Linked DNA regions of Homo sapiens: region 1 is linked to region 2. The links are chromatin contacts, found by Hi-C or POLR2A ChIA-PET in ENCODE. All regions are on one chromosome and are shown on one strand. The core of a region is the stretch at or near the end of the contact, and the rest is flanking DNA. Distances in the headings are between cores, read along the strand shown.

Region 1 (3,388 bases), core at 192-2,691, 540 kb after region 2:
GTAGGAGCGTTGAAATGATTATGCTTTGTTTCATGAGAAAGCAGAGTGAAAAATTCCACATACCTCTAATTACATAACTTAATAAAGTTATTTATTTTGGTTACACCTATCAATATAATTTTCATGCAGTGCAAGTTATGCCATAGGGATTATGGTTGTCAACTGAAGAATGACAAGGCTTATAAATTTGGAAAGGGTTGCAGCCTGCAGGGTGGCCATCTGACAGGGTGGGAAGCCAGAAACAGACATTTTGAGGGAGGGGCAACAGGAACAGGAATATATGCTGAACGAAGTGGCTGAATATATGTGTTTAATAAGCTACAGGAGAAGTCATGAATCTTTGTGAAAGAGGAAACATGTGCATGAGCAATAAAGCTTCCTGCTTCTCCAAGGGATCCATGTTCAGAAAATGGCCATGTTAGCATGATCGGAGAGTGGAGTGTTTGGCCTTCTGACTTCAAAAGGTGAACCAGAGGACACAAAAATTCCAACTGCACATTCCTTGTAGACTCCATGGTCCGTGGTCTCTTATCAGGCAAAAAGGAGGGGTGGGCAGTGTCAGGTTGGTCAATAGCGGTGGAATCATTTGAAAGACTGGTTTCTGTTTTGCTCTTAGGGAAGAAAGCTTAATGGTGGCCAGCAGGGGAAGGGCACATTGAGGTGTGTCTGACCCCATTCCATCATGGTCAAGAACTCAGTTTCCAAGGTTACTCTGGGGTCCCCTGGACCAAGAGGGGGTCCATTCAGTGAGTTGAGGAGCTTAGCATTTCATTTTTATTTCTCATGGGTTTTTCTGTCAGGCCAATAAAAAACAACAAACACGCATGGAAGAAGTACTGTGGCTGCCTTTTTTTTTTTTTTTTTGAAATGGAGTTTTGCTCTTGTTGTCCAGGCTGGAGTGCAATGGCACAATCTCAGCTCACCACAACCTCTACCTCCCGGGTTCAAGCGATTCTCCTGCCTCTGCCTCCCTAGTAGCTGAGATTACAGGCATGCGCCACCACGCCTGGCTAATTTTGTATTTTTAGTAGAGACGGGGTTTCTCCGTGTTGGTCAGGCTGGTCTTGAGCTCCCTACCTCAGGTGATCTGCCCGCCTCGGCCTCCCAAAGTGCTGGGATTACAGGCCACTGCGCCCAGTCCTGTGGCTGCCTTAAAATATCTGATACTAATATTACCTAGGTATTACAGACTGAACTGTGTCTCCCCCAAATTGATATGTTGAAGTCTTAACCCCCAACTGTGACTATAATTGAAGATAGGGCCTATAAGGAGGTAAATAAGGTTAAATGAGGTCAGAAGGGTGGGGCTCTGGATAGATACAGTATCCTTACACCAAGAGACACTGGAGAGCCCTCTCTCTTTCCCCACAGGCATATAAGAGGCCATGTGAGCCCACAGCGAGAAGGCTGCCATCTGCTGGCCAAGAGAATTGGTCTCGGAATGAAACCACCTTGTGGCCACCTTGATCTTGGACTTCCAGCTTACAGAACTGTGAGAAATACATTTTTGTTGTTTAAGTCACCCTGTCTATGATATTTTGTATGGCAGCCTGAGCTATGATATATGGAATGCCTATTTATTATTTTTTAATATCTATTTCAATCTTATCAGGTAGCTACTTCATTAGCCCAACGTTGCACATTGAGGTTTACGGAACTAACTTGTCCAATGTCACACAGCTGATCACTGGAAGAACCAGGAATTAAAGTCTTCTGATTCTAAATTCTAAATTCGTTTCTTTTCTTTTTCTTTCTTTCTTTTTTTTTTTTTTTTTGAGACAGAATCTTGCTCTGTCACCCAGGCTGGAGTGCAGTGGCGTGATCTCAGCTCACTGCAACCTCCACTGCCAGAGTTCAAATGATTCTCCTGCCTTAGCCTCCCGAGTAGCTGAGATTACAGGTGAGTGCCACCATGCACAGCTAATTTTTATATTTTTAGTAAAGACATGGTTTGGCCATGTTGGCCAGGCTGGTCTCAAACTCCTGACCTCAAGTGATCTGCCCACCTCGGCCTCCCGAAGTGCTGGGATAACAAGCGTGAGCCACCTCACCCTGCCTCTAATTTTAAATTCCATACTATCATGATTACTCAGATTAATTTTTTAAATAATGTGTTACTTTCATCATTGAACCTCATAAATAGTTGTATAACTTTTGGTTTTCCCATCACCTAAAATAAAACAGCACATTACTAAAACTGCTGTAGCTTTACTTTAGCTGTTTATTTTTCAAAACATGAGTAATTATATTTCAGTGGATTGTCTTAATTTTATATGGCTGGGTATAGAAAGAAGAGTAACTCCACTTTAGAGATGGCAGTGGCCAGGAATAATCATGATTCCCATCATTTTTGGCTGGAGAATTTTAAAAGAATATTGAAAAAAAGTAGTGCTTTAGAGGGGACTGTGCTAATGATTCTGCTATTGGCAGGTCACCCCAGGAGAAATAAGTCTCAGCCCATCAATTTGCTGATGCTACTTCTCTGGGAGAGGTGAGGATGTTCTCAAAGAAGGCAAGAGTACTCATTATTGTAAAGATAAAACATGATTTAAAAGACTCATGAGAAAAGTTGTTTTCTAGAAGCACAGCAAACATCACGAGGAAGCCATGTTGCTTATCTGCAGTCTTTGCTTTGATATTTCTGTGTTGGATTAGTCTTTGACATTTGGAAATCAGTTCATCATTATTGGAGCAGTGGTGTTCTTAATAAGAAAAAAAAACATCTAAAGCAAACTAAATGGTGGAGAGGAAAGGCTGTATATGTTAAGAGGTGAGTTAGGAAAGCACGGAGGAACTCTGACTTGGAGCCGATTCAAATAGGACTGAGAGAAGTAGTGGATAATACCATAGATGTTTAATAACAGCTTGCAGACAAGGTTCAACAAGGACCTGTCAAAAGTAACTCTTCCAAATACCATGATAGAGTTAAGGCAGAGGACATCTTTGCATTGTTTCATTATGAAATATTTCTTAATTATAAAAAGTTACAGAGAAAATCAGCCAGGCACAGTGGCTCACACCTGTAATCCCAGCACTTTGAGAGGTCAAGGTGGGTGGATCACCTGAGGTCAGGAGTTCGAGACTAGCCTGGCTAACATGGTGAAACCCTGTCTCTACTAAAAATACAAAAGTTAGCCAGACACGGTGTCAGGCACCTGTAATCCCAGCTACTCGGAGGCTGAGGAAAGAGAATCACTTGAAGCCGGGAGATGGAGGCTGCAGTGAACCGAGATCACACCACTGCACTTCAGCCTGGGCAACAGAGCGAGACTCTGTCACAAAAAAAAAAAAAAAAAAAAAAAGAAAAAGAAAATTTCAGAGAAAATCATGGCCAACAGGTGTGTGTGTGCCCCTCAGCCCTATCAAAGCTCAACATGTTGCTATATTA
Region 2 (3,618 bases), core at 645-3,144:
TCTGAGGCTGACAAGTGAGTGTGACATTCTTTCCAGGTTCCGAAACAATGTGGCTATTTGATGGCACAGCTGCCTCAAAACTATCTGAAAAGAAGAAGCAAATGATTAGATACAGGTTGTCAAATTTTGGGACACCCAACTGGAAGATACTTAATCATAAAAATAATTGGTGATGTTACCTAACACAGTTCTTCCGTTGTGAATGACCTCTTTATACTACTTTTTTTTTTTTTTTCCTGAGACGGAGTCTTGCTCTGTCACCCAGACTAGAGTGCAGTGGTGTGATCTCGGCTCAATGCAACCTCCACCTCCCAGGTTCACGCCATTCTCCTGCCTCAGCCTCCTGAGTAGCTGGGACTATAGGCGCCCGCCACCGCGCCCGGCTAATTTTTTGTATTTTTAGTAGAGACGGGCTTTCACCGTGTTAGCCAGGATGGTCTCAATCTCCTGACCTTGTGATCCGCCCACCTCGGCCTCCCAAAGTGCTGGGATTACAGGCATGAGCCACCGCACCCAGTTGTGAATGACACATTCTTGTAAGAGAAAGGGTTTTTTTTGTTTTTTGTTTTTTGTTTTTAAGTCCGGGAGATAAATAGAAAAGAGGATATGATTGTTCACACATAGTTCCATAAGTGTTACTTGGTTAACCATGTAGTGAGAAACACAGCCAAAACCCCTGGTGCTTTTCTTGGTATCATATCAAGAGGCTGAATTTTACAAAGAGACTGTTAGGCAATAATGCTGGGCTGGTGTCTCTGACACTGACCTACAGTATCAAATGTTCAGGTTATAATCATTCTGGCTAAGATTCTGACAGTTATGAAAAAGATACCAAATCATTCTCACTGAATATACACATGATCTCATTCTTCAGATATACAGGGTTGTCTTACACATGGGTAGAGTAGGGCCCCACATGTGGTATCAATTCTTGATACCATGAAAGTCCAGTATTCTCCCACCTTCCTCACACCATTTCTGGAATTCCTACCATAAAGTACTCAGTAATTGTCACTAAATATCTAAGTCCATGGTCCTTAGAGTGTGTTTGGGGGCCCTGGGCATCTCTGTGTCCCTTTAGGGGATATGCCAGTTCAAATCTATTTTCCTAGTGATATTGAGAGGAAATTCCCCCTCTTCACTCCAGTTCTCTCACAGGTATACAGTAGATATTTCCAGAGGCTCTGCCAGCTAGTGGTATGCATGCTTGAAAATTCTTGTGTTTTAAATTTTGCTCAATATTGATTTCTAATACAGTAAACATGACAGATATAGCGTACATAAACAAACACTCCCTGAGGGCCTTCAGTAATTTTTAAAATAGCATAAAGGGGTCTTGAGACCAAAAAGTTTGGGAACCCGATCTAAAGAATAAACTGTGGTAACTCTTTCTTAAAATTAAGATAACCCAGCAAGGTAACAAGTGGATCTATTTATTAGTGATGAACACCTTCTTTCTTCTGATGGCATCACTAATGCCAACAAATCCTGACCTGCTATTTCAGTAGAGTGAGGCCTGGGCAGTAATGATGTCACAAAACTCTCTGGCACTAAGGGAGAAATGCAAAAAGTGGGAAGTCATCTGTCACTTCAACTATGTGACAGTTTCACTCAGGACTGGCCCAGGAGCCATTGTCTTGGCATACAAACAAAAGAAAAAAGAAATAGAGAAAGAGAGAAAGGAAGGAGGGAAGGAGAAAAAGAAGAGAGAAAAAGAAAAAAGGAGGGAGGAAGAAAAAAGGAAGGAAAGGAGACAGAGAAACAAAAGAGATGTCACATTTCGAAAGAGAGAATGAAAGCAAGTCTAAAGTGCAGTAAGATTTGCCATCTATTGAACTAGAATATCATGGCTACGATAGTTTCAGCCGCACCAAAAACTAGCTTCTCATCTTCAGCATGCGGTTCCATGTGTCAAAATGTTGTAAAAAGAAAACCACAGCACTCCAGCTTTCTCCTCTGTACAACCGTTTACCAAAGGTAGCACTTTACCCACATAACACACACCCGGAAAACATTTCGTCTCTAAGTAATAAAGCAACACAAGAAAAGGGGAAGAAAGAAAAGCAAAGGAAGAAAATTCATTAAAAAAGGGAAAAAAGGAAATAAAAGCTTAAAAGAAACAAAAGGAAAATTAAAATAAAAATTAAAACAGGGAAAGGAAGACGTGAGAAAAGAAGGAAATGCGTGACAACATAAAATCAGATGCTAGCACACCATGTGGAGAAATGAAAGAACATAAAAGAAATGAAAAAAAGGAGGAGAAATCGACTTTCATGTGAGCCCTTCTGGTCCCTGGGAAGTAAGAGGCAGCGTGAATGCGTGTCCTCAGTGCTCACACGCACAACTGTTTTGTGTTTTTCTTCTTCTTCTCTCTGGATGCCGCCCCGTCCAATCTCAGGAGTTTCCTTTGTCTGCCTATCTAACCAAAACCATGCTGTCAGGCCCCCGTGAACCTGCCGACTCAGGTAGAAACAGGGGTCTACTCATAGCCGTGTCTGCATTTTCACAAAGGACAATGCAGGAAGCAATGGGGAAAATCCTAGAGGGGATGCAGCTGTCTTTGGGGAGCAAAGTGCAGGGAGGTTACAGCAGAGGCTCCATGTGAGGACCTAGACCCGCCTCTCAATAGACTCAGCCTGGAGGTGAAAGAAGTGGTTCCCAACCCTAGAGCCAGGTGGTTCAGAAGCTCAGAGTAGCCCCTGATTAACCTTTCCTGACAAACAGAGTAACTGATTGGTGTTAGATGAAAATCAAGACCTATTACGAGGTCGGCCAAACCTGCCTTGCCTCAGATATTGCTTGTGGCTTCTCAGACCACAGGCTCTTCCTGCAAAGCTCAGTGGAAGGCAGCTCAAAATGACCTTGAAAAGAACTGCCAGAAAGAGCCCACACAAACAAGAGAACCGTGGGATCCTGATGAACTTGGAATTGGAAAGTGGATTCACGTGAAACAGACCAAAATGTCGTAGTTAATTGGGAAGAAAAAAATTTGATTTCAATAAAACAAATACAAATAATGAAAACCAGCTTATACTTATATGTAGCTACGTATTAATACTTAGAATAAACATTGAATAGACTGTGTTGTTTTCCCATGATTTTTATTGCAGGATATCATGATTAAATATTCTCTATTTTGTATGTGGCTTCTCTGGCTTGACCACAAATCATCCTTGGAAATTATTTCAGTGCTTCATCACTTTTCCAACCACTGCTCATGTCCTGGGTACCCCAAACATTGCTGGGTACATCTTCACATCATGCCACTGCCCCTGCCCACTAGCGCCTCCCTGGCTACTGACCTGTCCTCCTCACCATCCTCACTGGTCAACAGTTCTGCATATGCAGTTTGAGCAGCTCTGCAAAATCCTTCACCCACTTCACAAAACCCTGAGTCATTTTACTGTCAGCTTCGTAAACCCAAGCCTCTGTATAGCTAGACCATTTTACACTGCTCTGTACTTAGCACCTAGAACCATGCTTGGCATAAAGTAGAGAAGTCAATCAATATTTTTTGGATAAAAAATTTGCCAACCTAAAGAATGGGAGGAAATATTTGCAAACTATGCATCTGACAAAGGTCTAATATCCAGCATCTATAAGGAAGTTAAGCAAATT

Evidence for each region. Hi-C counts contacts between places; a loop is a spot of excess contacts on that map. ChIA-PET counts read pairs that join two places held with the same protein, here RNA polymerase II (POLR2A). Pooled maps may share reads with other maps.
Region 1: a pooled map shows a loop between it and region 2 (2.4-fold over the local background). The contact joins two enhancer-like sites. A Hi-C loop is called at or near these places in 2 of 37 single-sample maps with no recorded cell type and 3 of 50 pooled maps. POLR2A ChIA-PET finds 5 or more read pairs at or near these places in 1 of 52 experiments (WTC11).

What each region holds. Positions count from the first base shown.
Region 1 is chr18:70,432,669-70,436,056 of GRCh38, forward strand. No RefSeq gene overlaps it. Among named protein-coding and RNA genes, the nearest start is that of LINC01910, 50 kb to the left of the region's middle. Within about 2 kb of position 1,442, at least 2 of the 41 ENCODE cell types and tissues checked have a DNase peak (open chromatin) inside an H3K27ac peak, as active enhancers do.
Region 2 is chr18:69,895,962-69,899,579 of GRCh38, forward strand. It overlaps CD226 (CD226 molecule), which reads right to left. Exons shown (of 6, transcript NM_001303618.2): 3 at 1-84. Among named protein-coding and RNA genes, the nearest start is that of CD226, 50 kb to the right of the region's middle. Within about 2 kb of position 1,895, at least 4 of the 41 ENCODE cell types and tissues checked have a DNase peak (open chromatin) inside an H3K27ac peak, as active enhancers do.